5 separate regions of the Homo sapiens genome follow, and all the other regions are linked to region 2. The links are chromatin contacts, found by Hi-C or POLR2A ChIA-PET in ENCODE. All regions are on one chromosome and are shown on one strand. Each heading gives the region's core, a stretch centred on a gene start or an enhancer-like site at or near the end of the contact. The rest is flanking DNA. Distances are from core to core; before and after follow the strand shown. Region 1 has its middle 27 kb from the start of MIR3937. Region 2 holds the start of BCOR (BCL6 corepressor). Region 3 holds the start of ATP6AP2 (ATPase H+ transporting accessory protein 2). Region 4 has its middle 48 kb from the start of MIR3937. Region 5 has its middle 110 kb from the start of ATP6AP2.

Region 1 (2,700 bases), core at 136-2,635, 410 kb after region 2:
TTGAAAGGGCGGCCACGAAGGATCCTGTTAATGCTAAGCATTAGTGACTTCAAGAACCCAGAACGCAGCTAGGGAACAAAGCACCGGCGGGAATGGAGACGGAGCCGGGCTCAATGGAGATAAGCGAAAGTTGAGCATGGAGGCACAAGGGCCAGTTTGTTGTAGAAATCCTGACAATTGAGTACTGCACCGCAGGAAGCGGGACCCGCTCCTGGAGCCGGGGTCCTCGGGCCAGTGATGGCAGCAGGGCGGGCTTCCAGGAGGGGGAGTCGACGGGGGTACTGGCTGGAGAAAGGCTTCCCTCTGTCCCCTATTCCTGCCCCTATTTTCCTTAAAGCTCCGCTGGCCTCTGTCACTTCCCGCACACAGTCCTGGAAAGGGGGTTTCTCGGAGCCAACAACAGAGCATCCCCTCCACCCCCACCGAGGGGCTACCGCGCCCTTCGATACACAAGTGTAGCTCGGGGCCGGCAGAGCGAGGCGGATTGAGTATAATTAATTTAGAAACCAGGGTGGGTTTTATCACCATCTATGCTGGAGCAGGTTTCGCAGCTGCCTGAGGGCTTCCCTAAGAGAGCTCTCTGGCATCGGACCCCGGGGGTGCCCCCCCACCACAACAACGGTGGCCGTGCCCCAGGGTCGCCTGGGTCCCCTGCAGCGCAGCGAAGCCCCCAGGGAGCCGCCTCCTTCTGCCCTCCTGCCCGCGCGTTCTGTCCCTGGCATTTCTCCGGGGACGCGGGGGCGGCCCGGGGGCAGCCGCAGGCCTTGGCACGGCCGCAGGGTAATTGGAGCGCGCCGGGGACGGGATAGGGGAGGGAGAGGGGAGGAGGAAGGGATGCCCCTCAGGGCGCCGGTCCCCGCCACAGCCCGGGAGGGGGCGGCCGGGACTCGGAGAGCCATCCCGGGGTCCGCGCGGCCACGGAAGCTCCCTCCCCGGCTCCGCGCCGGAGCCCTGCCGCGCCCTCCCCGCGGCTCCGCCCGCTCATTAGCGGAGGCCGGGCCGGGCCGTTCGCCTCCTCCGGCCGCCAATTACCCGCCCTGCTGGCTCCGAGCGCGCCGCCGGGCCAGACAAAGGCGCGGGCGGGGGAGGGGAGAGGAAGGGAGGGAGCCCGGGGCGCCCGCGCCTGCAGAGCCGCGGCGGCGGCGAGATAAGGGCGGTTGGGACGCGCCGCGCTCCAGATGGAAATGAATCCAGCGAGCGGGGCCGGCGAGCGAGGCGCCGCGTCGGGCAGGGGCGCGGAGGTCGGACGCGGCTCGCCCCTTAGGACCTACGTTTTTAACGCGACGACACCATATGGGACCTCCTGTCCCTGGTCGCCCCCACCCCTGGGGGCCAGCCGCTCTGGCCCTGCGCTGCTGTGCGTTTGCAAAGTGCTGGAGCGAGGCGCGCCACGTGCCTTGTGCCTAACGCACCGCAGCTCCCTAAACCTCGCTGCAGAGCTGCGCTCAGCACAGTGCAGCTAACCAAAGCCTTCTGTGCTAAACCCCCAGGCCCAGACAGGTTCCGAGCCTTTCCCAAGCAAAGCCGAGCTGAGAACCTGGGTCTGGGGTGTAAACAGCGTCGCGCCTTGGTAGCCTAGCTTCCGGGCCTCTTTGATGATTAGGCAATTTTTTAAAAATTGGAAAATGAGGCACAGAGAGGTGAGATGATTTATTAACAGCTCCTCAGATTTGTGGCAGCATCTAGGGCATAGTTCGTGGTCTTCTAACATTTTAAATATCCTGACTTTTTCAGGAAAAGAAAAACACACCACAATCTTGCACTCTGATATTTTCAGGTTCTAAAGCCCCTTCGCAGAGTCCTTTCCACCAGAGTCTCTTTCTATGAGAGAGAAGACAGTGTCTGGGGGCCTCCTGACCAACCACAATTATTTTGAGGAGATTTAATTCTTTAGTTTGCATACTGAAAACCATAGGTACATATTTTTTCATTATCCAAACCTATGACTATTATGCTGAATTTGAGTGGGAATTAGCAGAATCACTTAGCCAGGGAGGACCCAGGTCTTTGGGGCTGAGTCTGTGAGGTGCCCATCCCTATCTTAAGCCTCTTTTCCTGGGCAGGGTCTGGGAGCATTCTAGGGTGTGAGGGAATTTCCTGTTATTCTTCCCTGACGTCTGTCACCTTGGCTCCAAGGAGCTTTAAGAGACAACTTCCCCTTCAATCCAGTGCAGGGGACAGGGGTTGCAGTGCAGAGACAGTCAGGGTAGGGGTCAGGGAGACTCGGGCCTCAGGGCACGCCTGTGGGATGAGATGTAGACTGCCCCAAATGAAGACAAATGTTCCTCAATAAAGCGCCATTCCCAAGGGCCCCCCCTTGCTGCCTGCTGTCAGCCGCAGTTTAGGGCCCCTGAGGTCAAGGGCTTCCTCCCAGCCCCCCAGGCTACTTAGCTCTGCACAGAGAATAGCCAGTGGGGGCCTTGGCCTCCTCTTTCTCACAAAGGCAGCCTCAAAGACCAGGCATTGGGCCAGAGAGAGAGAGAGAGAGAGAGAGAGAGAGAGAGAGAGAGCAAGCCTGAGAGGCTCAGGCTCAGTGCAAATCATTCTGTCCTCCCTGTGGGGATGATATCTCCATGAGCTAGCCCTACAGGACGCCATGCATCTGCAGTGGTAGTGGCAGAGAGTGTGTGTGCTTGAGAAGGGGCCCTCTTTCATGAGGACTCCTTTCTGGGGGCCTGGGAGAACCTGCCTTACAGAGCA
Region 2 (2,700 bases), core at 186-2,685:
AAGTCCGGGCCCGCAGTCTGGGCGCGGTTAGTCCGGAATACCCCCTCCCCCACTCCTACCCCTTCCCGCCAGCTTCACCAACTAGGGCTTCTCGGCTCGCCCTTGAGGCTTTGCGCTCCGGGGAGGCCGGAACCTCGCTTCTCCGCTTCCCCCTCCCTCCCGCCTGCCCCCGCCCTCCCCCCGCGCCCAGAGCCGCGCCGGGTGCGCTGGAGAAGCTCAATACGTGTCAATTGAATTGAACTGCTGCGGGCGCAGGCTGTACGCCGCCGCCAAGCACCGATCAGCACGACGTTACCGAGTGGAAATTTATGGGGCGAACGGTGTAAGCCAAAAGTTGCTCCCTGTCAAGGAAAATAAAACGCGGGAGATAATCTCCCAACGCCGGGGCGAGGGGCCTGGGCAGCCCCTCCAACCATCAGAGGTACAGACCGTGAAAATGCTCGAGAACCGGGAGAAATACAGGCGGATCTCCGCTCGCCGACCGCCCCCCACACGCCTCCCGGTGCCTCCACGGGCTGCTCCCCCCTTCCCCCACCTCCAAACAATTCCCACACAATTGAAACGTCCGGGGAACTCGGGCGCGGAGTTCAGGCGGAACGGCCACCGTTGCCTGGGGTGGTGTTTTCAGGTAGCTTTTAACACCGAAATGGGAAAGGGCTCCTCTGGGAGGAAGGGGCAAACTGGGGTGGGGGTGAGCACGGGAGCACACAGGCCACGCTCCGCTGGGTCTCGGAGGGGACGAGGCCGGGAGAGCGCAGCGCTGGTGGCAAGAGGCGGCGGCAGCGGCTGCTGCCGCTGGGGTTTGACAGCTTTGGCTGAGCGGAGTGCGAGGCGCTTTATGGTAATTGCGGTCCTCCACTGGCCTTCTGGGTAGCGAGGGGAGTCTCGGCGCGCGGCTGGGAGAGCCGCCCCCGCCGCCCCCATCCCTTCGGCTCTGGCTCTGCCGGCAGCCCTCGCCGCCGCCGCCGCCCAAGTCGGTCTCCGGCTCGCCCAGGACGTGCGCCCGGGTCGGGCGTGCGCAGCCAACTCGGCCCGAGCTGGGGAGGGGAGGCCGGGGGACGAGGAGGGGGGGCGCCACCCAAGTGGTCCGGGGTTCGGATCCAGAGAGGCCAAAACGTGCCGGGCCGTGCATCGATGACGGCCGGGGAAACTCGGGCAAACCTTTCCTGGGGAATCACCCCTCCCGAAACCCCGCCGCGGAGGCGCCGCAGCGGAGGGTGAGCGGAGACTGGCGGAGCTCAAACTTGCGAGAGCTGGAGGCGGCGGCGGGCGGGCGGCTGTCGCCCGAGCGCTGCGCCTGCGGGGGGAGGGGAGGCGGCTGTTGGGAGGGAGGGAGGTAGGGCGGGCGGGAGGGAGGACGGGCGGAGGGAGGGGGAGGAGGAAGAGGAGGGAACCAGGGAGGGGGGACGCGTTGGGATCGCGGCGTGCGGCGGCAGACGGAGCCTGGGCTCCCAGCGGCAAGGTGAGGCAGAGCTGCGCTCCTCGCTGAACGCGGGCCGAGCTCGGCGGCTGCGGGGGAGACGCGCAGGAGCCCAGACCGCGACCGAGAGCGGGAGCTAGGCGGGCGGCGGCGGCGGAGGGGGAGCCCGCGAGCCGCCGGGCGGAGAGCCCAAGCCGCGCTGTCGCCGCGCAGGGACGACTTGGCCAACACTCACACACACTCACACACACCCAGCCCGAGCGGGCGCTCGCGGCGAACCGTCAACATGGCGCTGGGGCTCCTGCCCGAGCGCGGGCGGCGGCGGCAGCGCGGGAGCTGCTGAGCTCGGCCAAGCCCAGTCCAGCTGCGGGAGCCCGGAGGATCGCACGGGGCTGTCGCCACCTGCCCGGAGGCCCCGAGCCCGCCCCGCCCCGCCCCCACCCGGCCCAGAGCCCACCCCTCGGCGGGGCCGACCCCGAGGGCAGCCGGCTGCCAGCAGACGGCGAGGGAGTCGAGTGAGCGCGGCGCCGCGAGCGGGCTGCGGGCAGCCGGGGACCGCAAACTTTGCTGCTCGCCGCGCTTCTCCGGCCCGGCTCCTTCTCCGCTCGTTAACGTCGCCAACCCCCCCCACCCCTCATATCTCTCTCCACCCACCCAACCGCCCCCCGCTCCTTCTCGCCGCCTCGAGTCCGCTTGGGGGAAAACTTCAAAGAGCCGGATCGCAGGCTCCCTGCCTACTCCCCCACCGGGGATTTCAGGTCAGTGCCCGGAACACCTTTCCCCCGGGAGACCGCGGACGGGTGGGCGGGCGGGCGCGCTGAGGGCTGCAGTCGGCCCCCTCTCCCGGGGCCCCCTCCCGCAGCGTACCCCGCGAAGCTTTTGCCTCGCGCTTCCCTTTGGCTGCTTGGCTCGCTTTCGTTTTTATTTCATAGCTATGTTATTTAAAATGCAGCCAACCTAAGCGGCCCCGCGTGGGCACCAGGGAGGGAGGGGGCGCGGCTGGGGGCCTGGCGCCTCCCGGTGGGCCAGGAGGAGAGCAGGGAGTTCGCAGAGTGGAAGTTTGCAGCCTGTGTGTGTCTGTGCGCGGGAGCGCGGTCGCCGCTGAGCGCCGCGAGTCGGGCGGAGGGGGGGGAGGTGGGCTGGAAGCTGGGAAGCTGGGTTCGGCGTTAGCTCGCGAGCAGGAAGGGGAGGGCAGCGGGTTGCCGTCTGCTTTCTTTTTCGACTCGGGAAAGAACTGTAAAAACCCCCAGCCGCCGCCACCGCCGCCTCGTCTCGCCTCT
Region 3 (2,700 bases), core at 61-2,560, 480 kb before region 2:
ATTTTTATATTTGCAGTAGAGATGGCGTTTTGCCTTGTTGGCCAGGCTGGTCTCAAACTCCTGACCTCAGGTGATCTGCCTGCTTCGGCCTCCCAAAGTGCCGGGATTACAGGCGTGAACCACCGCGCCCGGCCTCCCATAGGTTTTAAACTGACACACTGAGATCAGAGCACCCATTCCTCCAAGCCGTTCTCAACTTGGCCTCTTGTTCACTACTGTCTGTGCCTCCAGTCTCAGTCCCCATCACTCCCACATTCTCACACAGTAATAGCGTTACTTGTGCAACACAACATATATAATGGAAAAGGCCGATGCGCTGGCACCACCTCATCTGAAATCAAATCCAGCACCCAACCTGTTTAGTGTTGGGTAATTTATTTAGGTTGATCACCCTGCAAAACAAAGATGATGCCCTCTAAGGACTGCTGTCAAATGAAATACATTACCACATGATATGCAGTAAGAGGCCACGTATTAGCTGATTTCTTCACCTCTTGCTGAATGCTTAGGAATCTAGGTTCTACTCAGAAAGCTACCATTTATTGACATGTGACCCTAAAAATGCGACTCACATCCTGTTTCCAAATCCTTAAAATTTGGAACTCTGACAAACTATTGAGAGGTGCTTTGTATTCGCCTTAAGAAATATAAGTCATATAAAAATAATGACTCCATCTCAACTTTTGCATCCGGAAATATACATAAGGGAAGGGAGGGGCAGGGATTTCAGCAATTACTGATGACAACCACTAGAAATGAAGGCACCATACAAATGCAAAAACATCGTGGCAGCCAGTGGCAGCTAAAAAGTCTGCCTTCTCTTCTTCGCAGCGGGCTGCGACTCAATCCCAGTTCACTGAGAAATGCATCTCCGTACTCTGAAGGGCCTTTTCAGGCGCAAGAAGCCGGCCGGACGCGCCGCCCTCAAAGTGGAGGGTGGAGGCAGGCTCAGGGGCCCCCTACGCAGCCCAGCCCCGGCCCCGGCGGCCCGTGAGGCCGCGCCGCCACGGCCGATCCAGAGAAGATGCTGACGGGGACGCGGCTGAGGCGAGGCCGCCGCTGACGGACCGCACTGCGGCACCTGCCTCGCAGCTACTCGCCCGCGGCCGCCCCCGACCCCCAAGCCCCGCGGCGCAGGACCTCCCCAGGCACGTCCTGCCGGCCCCCGGCTCCTCACCCGCCACCAACGCCAGGAGCACGACAAACACAGCCATGGTGCCGCGGCGGCCGCAGCACTGCGGGGCGACACGGAACGGGCCGGCGGGACACGGGCGACAGCCGCAGCGTGAGGAGGTGACGCGCTCGGACTCGTCCAGGCTCCCGGGTCCCGTCCCTTCGTCGCTTCCGCTGGGACAGCTGCCGCTTTCTCCACCAATCACCAGTTACGCCGCGGCCTACGGAAGGGACGTAACCTGGGAAGCGACAGCCTGATAGGCGGGACTTAAAGTAACGGATGGAGAGTTCTACCAATGGTAGGCAGCGATTGAAAAGTCGGGCAGTCCCGCCCCCCGGTCGGTGATGACGGGTCAAGAGGTGGAGCGTAGGGCGGGTAGTCGGAATGGGTGATGGAGCTAGTCGAGGGGTCCCGGAGCCCACGGGGTGAGGGTGCCTCCCGAGTGCAGATCTTTCTGCCAGTCTCGAGCGACGGTCTCCAACCAGGGTGTCTGTCTTTCCTGGTCGTGTGCCTCCGCCCGGCTACGGACGCCAGCTGTGAAAGGCGGGGCTGGTTGGGGTTTCGCTCTAACAAGTATACAGACGCCGAGCACCTACTGGGAAGAAGCCAGGCGCAACGGGGAACCCCTGCCTTCCACATAGTGGTGCCAGATAAAATACAGGGCGCCCAGTTAAATTTGAATTTCATGTAAACAACGATTATTTGTTATTATGTCGCAATTAATTTATGGGACATACTTGTATTAAAAGAAGTATTACTGGTTATCTGAAATTCAAATATAACTGGGTATCCTATATTTTGATTCGCTAAGTCTGGCAACTCTACCTCCAAAGACTTTCCAATCTACAAGGAGTCATGGGACAGAAAGTTAATTAATTACTTAATTTGTCCATTCACTCAGTTTCCAATCTGGGCAAGGTGTTCTATGAGGATGTATGAAGGCTAGACATAGTAATTAGACCAGGCTCCTCCCCTCCCGCAGTTCATAGTCTTTTGCCTATGATGTGAGGCAAGAAGGGACACACTATAGCGTCTGTAGGTAGAAAATGACGCCCCAGCTGATGACCTTGAAAGGTGGAAATGATTTCATATCCAAGGATAGGAGATGGGGAGATTGTTCCAGTGAAAACTGTAGTTAAGGTGGGGAGAAAGCCCCGTCAGGTTAAGCATCAGTAATCAAATAAGAGATTATATGAGAGAGGAGGCACAGAGCTAAAACTTTCAGTTAGGCACATTTATTGAGGATTTTAAATTGTACATAAGAGACCTACACTAAGCCATTGAAGGCGTTTGAGCATGATTTACTGCACAAATGTAAGACAGACTTATTGGCGGGGGGGAGGGGGGGAATGCCTTACTGTTTCTTCAGTTTCCAGTCCCATTTTCTTCTTGGAGTTTCCTGAGGATGAAAAAATGAGAGCGAGTTAAAAACAGTGACCCCAGGAGTTCCCCAGGTAGCAGACCCACCCTAGGAAAACCTTGCCCAACTGAAAACTGAATCAGAAAGACACTCTCGAGGCCAGGTG
Region 4 (2,700 bases), core at 2-2,501, 480 kb after region 2:
GTCACCCTGGCTCCACGGGTGCACTCTCTGCCAGGCATGTCCTCTTGGGTATGGATGTAGGATGCCAGGGCACACTTTTTATGACCACGTGCTTTCTCTTTCTTCCTGCATTAGAATTTTTTTCACCACGTCAGCCTGCTTATTAAGAAACTCCCAGGTGCTTTTTACCTCGGCTCCACGCCTGCCCTCAAGCTCTGGCCTCTGCTGTTTTGTGGTCTACCCTGTGTGCGTGCCAAAATGTGTTGGTTGAGTCTCAGAAAACACGCGGGAGGAGGAGCCAAAGGTCACAGCATGCAACCTACCCAACTTTCCTGGGAGTGTGGGTGGCACCCACTTAACCCCATCTCTTCTCTTTCCACCCCTCCCCCTGGGCAAACTGAGCTGTCCCCTGCCTGTGTTTACTCCCAATTTCAACGACCTCTCCGCTAACTCACTCCATATGTTAATTTCTCTGTCTTCCACTCCAGCGGTAAACCTCAGGGTTAACCCTCCGCTCCCCCTTCCAAATCCGGGACTGGACTTTCCCTCCTCTTTCCTCCCTTTCCTTGTCTGAGATCAGAGTTCTTAACCTTTTCTCTGCCGTGGACCCCTGCGTCGCGCTTCTCAAACTTTAACGTAAATAGGGAATTACCCCAGGATTCATTAAAATGCAGATGCTGATTCAGTAGGTCTAGGCGGGCCCGAGATTTGCATTTCTAACAAGCTCCCAGGTGATGCTGCTGGTCCGTAGACCACATTTTTAGTAGCAAGGTCTCAGAGGCTTTCAAACCTGTGTGTGTGTGTTTGGCGGGGGGGAGCGGGGGGGCGGGAGGCTGCCCGCACCGCCTCCCCCGTCTCCCCAAGCACCAGGAAAAATCTGTGGGCACATTTGATGCATAAACAGACTCCGGCGGCTGCAGAGCATCACAGGTGCGCGTCCTGCCGGCCCTAGCCCCGCCGCAATTCATCAGCTCCCAAAGAATGCTTCTTTATAATCAGGAAATAGGAACCGACTCTCCCCGAGCGGGGAGCGCAGCCTGCACTCCTCCCACCTTTCCGGGCCGCTGCGCAAGGGGCGGACTTCAGGCGGGGCGGCTTCATAAACCAGAAAAAAAGAGACGAAACAATTAAACCTAGCGAGCCGGGATTGCTCCAAGGAACAGGATTTCAAAGGCAGAGGAGTCTGGCTCGTTTCCAGGCAGTGGGATCAGCCAAAGGGCGCGGGCTGCCCTCCCTCAGCGTGACAGGTGCGCCCCGGGCAGGCACTGGCCTCCCGGCTTGCCCTCTGCCCATCGCCCCCCGCGTTAGTGAAGAATGACTCAGGTTGGTAGGATAATCGACCCCTGCTAGCCCCGTGCAGTAGGAAAACACAGAGAAAAGCCACATTCCTTGTAGTCCAGCCGTGGAGCTGTGCTTGCTTTAGAATCACACCTTCCAGAGATGTTCTAGAATCTGGCTTTTCCAACTGCGTATATCTTTTTCTTCCTCTCTTTCTCTCTTTCTTCCTCCCCTCCCCTCCCATCCAACCTCCCTCCCTCCCTCCCTCCCTTCCTTCCTTCCTTCCTTCCTTCCTTCCTCAGTGAGGTCCTTACCTTTTACCTAAATAGTTATTTTGCTCATTGAATCTAGAGCTGGACACTGGATATTTACAAACTCAAACAAATAAATGCTATTACCTCCCAATTTCCGGTTTAATACAGACAATAACCACAGCATGAAATTTGTAAAGTATTTTAAAAGGAAAAAAAATTGTCTTACTCCGACTGTGGTCCCTGGACCAACTGCATCATCACCTGGGATATTCTCTGGCCCCAGCTTAGACCTCCTGACTGAGACACTCTGGGGAGTGGGACGTGGGACCCCACCACTCTGGTTTTTTTTTTTTTTTTTTAGACAGAGTCTTGCTCTGTCGCCCAGGCTGGAGTGCAGTGGCACGATCTCAGCTCACTGCAACCTCTGCCTCCCAGGTTCAAGCGATTCTCCTGCCTCAGCCTCCCAAGTAGCTGGGATTACAGGCATGCACCACCATGCCCAGCTAATTTTTGTATTTTTAGTAGAGGCAGGGTTTTGCCATGTTGGCTAGGGTGGTCTCCAACTCCTGACCTCAGGTGACCCACCTGCCTCAGCCTCCCCAAGTGCTGGGATTACAGGCGTGAGCCACCGCACCTGGCCGCCATTCTGTTTTAACAAGCCCTCTGGGCTGAAGTTTGAGAAGCAGCTCTCTAGAGAAATGCAGAGCCCATACTCAAGGTTTGTGTCGTGTACAAGAAAGAGAGTTGGAGAGCAAAGGGGAATTCACGTGCTCTGGCTCCTGGGATGGGGGAAGGGTGGACACTGGTCTAGGAGAGGCAATAAAGTTCTGACAGCACATGCCTCAGACGAGCCCAGGCCACTGCAAGTGAATAGAGGCTGCGCTGGAGAGGCTCTAGTGCTCCACTGTGTAACCCACCCGCCCACACTAACTGCCAGGAAACAGGATTGTCTACTTTGTGCTAATAAGCTGCCTCGGTTCTTCTAACATACCGAACGTGATAAGAGCATGGAGGGATGAAATATCTGGAGTAGTTAAGTAATCAAGGCAGGAATAATTAGGTAGACTAAACCCCAACAGAAATAATCCATCTTTTGGAAAGAAATGACATTTTGAAAAATTTAGAAATCTTCATCAAGCTATTATGCTGCTGAAATATATAAGCACTTTGCATTATGTTTTCTTTCCTG
Region 5 (2,700 bases), core at 57-2,556, 370 kb before region 2:
ATCAAGGCAAGGAGTTGGAGAGGAGACTCAGCGATGTGCCGTTTCACACCTCTATATTTTTCCTCATGCTATTTCTCTGCTTGGAATGTTCTGTGTGTCCTCAGCAGCCCCACTTCCCGCCCAACCTCTTTACACACGTGAAGTCATCTCAGTTCCTGGAAATGTGGCTTCCTTCAGGAAAGATTCATGACTCCTCCCCACACCTTGCTGCAGAACTGGCTCTTCTTCCTTGGTGCTATTTCAGTCGCGTGTGCACTCTGCCATTGTTGCACTTTTCACACAGGGCTGGGTACATTTATGTCACTTTGCCCAATGGGACTGACAGATCCTTGAAGGTGGGGCTGATGATTTATGGTTTTAAATGCCCAGTACAGAGCACAGAGTAGATGCTCATTAAATGTTTGCTGAATTCAGTTTTTTAAAAATTGTGTAAAATATATATAGCAGAGTTGGGTGTGGTGGCTCACGCCTATAATCCTAGAACTTTGGGAGCCCGAGACCAGAGGATTACTTGAGGTCAGGAGTTCAAGACCAGCCTGGGCAACATGGTGAAACCCCGTCTCTACTAAAAATACAAAAACTAGCTGGGTGTGGTCATGCACACCTGTAATCCCAGCTACTTGGGAGGCTGAGGCAGGAGGATTGCTTGAGCCTGGGAAGCAGAGGTTGCAGTGAGCTGTGATTGCACCACTGTACTCTAGCCTGGGCAACAGAGTGAGACTGTCTCAGAAAAAAAAAAAAAGAAACATATATATATATATAGTAAAATTTACTATTTTAACCATTTCTAAGTGTACAGTTCAGTGTCATTAAATACACTCACGTTGTTTTGTAATCATCAGCACCATCCATCTCCAGAACTTTTCTCATCTTGCAAAACTGAAACTCTGTACCCATTAAACAATAACTTCTGCTTCTCCTCTTTTCTGCCCGCCCCCTAGCCCCTGGCAGCTACCATTCTACTTTCTGTCTCTATGAATTTCATGACTCTAGGTACATGATATGAGTGGAATCATACAGGATTTGTCCTTTTGTGACCAGCTAATTTCACTTAACATAATGTCTTCAATCACATGTGTCAGAATTTCCTTCCTTTTTAAATGACTTCAATTTAAAATATTCAAGATTATTATATAGTTGTGCAATGAGTAGGAAGGGCATTCCCCCCGCCACCCCAGCTCAGCCTGTATTTGAAGCAGAGAACAGAGGACAAAAGGGTGTTGATGATCCAGGAGGTGGCAGCAGAAAACAAAGGGCCACTGTGTTCTGCAGGGCTCCTCCTCTCTTCCTGCCCTGTTTGCTCTTGTTCCTGCTCAGCTGTTTAGTTTAGCCTCTTGAAAGGAGGAGGTTCCGATCTGGACAGCCTGCCCAGTAAGGAACAGGCCTGAGAGGTGTTCTGGCAGGAGGGCAGCAGAGCACAAGTGGTGACAGTGGAAATGGACTCAAAGTCCCAGTGGTGGCTCCACCAACACTCACTGGCTGACCAACCACTTAACCTCTCTAAGCCTGGTCTATAAGATTGGGATGACAATATCGTGTACCTTACAGGGCTGTTGAGGGGATCCGATGAGGTAATGCATATAAACCACTTGGTCGGCTTGGAAGCACTGCATATGCCAGTTATTGTGTTTTTATTACTACTGTGAATGAAGAAGAAAGTACAGCTCATTATTTACACTTCCTGAGAAGAAAGTGAAACAGCTCCAGCATCATTCAGCCTTCATCTTTGGGGCATTTCTGGTTCCTTTCTCTTTTTCTTCTTCCACCCTCCAAACTTTCACCTTAGGAAGTGTTTCTAGACCAAGTGCAGTGGCGCACACTTGTAATCCCAGCACTTTGGGAGGCTGAGGCAAGCAGATCTCTTGAGCCCAGGAGTTTGAGACCAGACCGAGCAACATGGCGAAACCCTGTCTCTACTAAAAAAATCCAAAGCGAAACCCTGTCTCTACTAAAAAAATCCAAAAAAAATTAGCCGGGTATGGTAGTGTGCATCCCAGCTACTCGAGAGTCTGAGGTTAGAGGATCACTTGAGCCCAGGAGGTGGAGGTTGTAGTGAGCTGAGATTCGTGCCACTGCACTCCAGCCTGGGCGATACAGCCAGACCCTGTCTCAGAAAAAAAAGAAAAAAGGAAGTGTTTCGGTTCCATTCTGTCGAAATGTCATTAACTGCCACTACACTGCCAATGAGAGAAACAAAGAGGCACGACGGAATTCATTCAGGGTGTCAGCAAACACGATTGGAAGCATGAGCCGTACGCTAGGTTGTGTACTGGGAACAAAAAGAACAAGGAGCCAAATAGCTTGACCTAGAGGAGTCCACACCGTAGAGTGCGACCCAATATGGAAGTAGATGTTCACGACATCTTCCATCTTCCCCTCCAGGCCCACCCTCCACCCCCTCCTCCCTGCCCTGTGCCCCAGGAAGCTGACCCTTATGCATTCATTGCACTCATCTCAAAGGGCCCCCCACCCTTTGGCTCCCGTTGGCCAGTTCCAGCCAATAGGGAAGCCCCACCAAGAGATCAGAGGGCAGAGGAGAATGAGGGGACGCATTTAGTCTATCTTCCTCCCTGTGAAGTCTACTTGGGCTGACTGATCCTTCCACTGAAGGCCCCCATTTCTTTTAAGGTGGCCTCCTGTACTCAACTCTGTCCCCTTCTAAGTTTGGGGTAGCCACGACCTCCCCTATTCCCTTTGGCT

What was found. Hi-C counts contacts between places; a loop is a spot of excess contacts on that map. ChIA-PET counts read pairs that join two places held with the same protein, here RNA polymerase II (POLR2A). Pooled maps may share reads with other maps.
Region 1: a map of dorsolateral prefrontal cortex shows a loop between it and region 2 (3-fold over the local background). The contact joins the enhancer-like site here to the promoter of BCOR in region 2. A Hi-C loop is called at or near these places in 2 of 168 maps with a recorded cell type or tissue (dorsolateral prefrontal cortex and posterior cingulate gyrus) and 1 of 50 pooled maps. POLR2A ChIA-PET finds 5 or more read pairs at or near these places in 3 of 52 experiments (AG04450, GM10248 and OCI-LY7).
Region 3: a loop to region 2 is called in a pooled map, with 6 times the contacts of the local background. The contact joins the promoter of ATP6AP2 here to the promoter of BCOR in region 2. A Hi-C loop is called at or near these places in 1 of 37 single-sample maps with no recorded cell type and 12 of 50 pooled maps. POLR2A ChIA-PET finds 5 or more read pairs at or near these places in 1 of 52 experiments (activated T-cell).
Region 4: a pooled map shows a loop between it and region 2 (4-fold over the local background). The contact joins the enhancer-like site here to the promoter of BCOR in region 2. A Hi-C loop is called at or near these places in 5 of 50 pooled maps. POLR2A ChIA-PET finds 5 or more read pairs at or near these places in 4 of 52 experiments (BJ, H1, WTC11 and 1 more).
Region 5: a map of naive thymus-derived CD4-positive, alpha-beta T cell shows a loop between it and region 2 (8-fold over the local background). The contact joins the enhancer-like site here to the promoter of BCOR in region 2. A Hi-C loop is called at or near these places in 6 of 168 maps with a recorded cell type or tissue (Caco-2, GM12878, dorsolateral prefrontal cortex and 3 more), 13 of 37 single-sample maps with no recorded cell type and 17 of 50 pooled maps. POLR2A ChIA-PET finds 5 or more read pairs at or near these places in 3 of 52 experiments (OCI-LY7, WTC11 and activated T-cell).

The regions. Positions count from the first base shown.
Region 1 is chrX:39,687,315-39,690,014 of GRCh38, reverse strand. No RefSeq gene overlaps it. Among named protein-coding and RNA genes, the nearest start is that of MIR3937, 27 kb to the right of the region's middle. Within about 2 kb of position 1,385, at least 12 of the 41 ENCODE cell types and tissues checked have a DNase peak (open chromatin) inside an H3K27ac peak, as active enhancers do; they include dorsolateral prefrontal cortex, where a contact is called at or near this core.
Region 2 is chrX:40,096,693-40,099,392 of GRCh38, reverse strand. It overlaps BCOR (BCL6 corepressor), which reads left to right and starts at 1,435. Exons shown (of 15, transcript NM_001123385.2): 1 at 1,435-2,178. RefSeq lists silencers at 132-241, 942-1,111, 1,242-1,361, 1,382-1,611, 1,672-1,721 and 1 more.
Region 3 is chrX:40,579,580-40,582,279 of GRCh38, reverse strand. It overlaps ATP6AP2 (ATPase H+ transporting accessory protein 2), which reads right to left and starts at 1,310. Exons shown (of 9, transcript NM_005765.3): 1 at 1,178-1,310. The coding sequence starts at 1,214. RefSeq lists a silencer at 931-1,240 and enhancers at 1,401-1,610, 1,661-1,810.
Region 4 is chrX:39,612,127-39,614,826 of GRCh38, reverse strand. No RefSeq gene overlaps it. Among named protein-coding and RNA genes, the nearest start is that of MIR3937, 48 kb to the left of the region's middle. RefSeq lists an enhancer at 57-256. Within about 2 kb of position 1,251, at least 5 of the 41 ENCODE cell types and tissues checked have a DNase peak (open chromatin) inside an H3K27ac peak, as active enhancers do.
Region 5 is chrX:40,467,082-40,469,781 of GRCh38, reverse strand. No RefSeq gene overlaps it. Among named protein-coding and RNA genes, the nearest start is that of ATP6AP2, 110 kb to the left of the region's middle. RefSeq lists an enhancer at 1,111-1,405. Within about 2 kb of position 1,306, at least 8 of the 41 ENCODE cell types and tissues checked have a DNase peak (open chromatin) inside an H3K27ac peak, as active enhancers do; they include dorsolateral prefrontal cortex, where a contact is called at or near this core.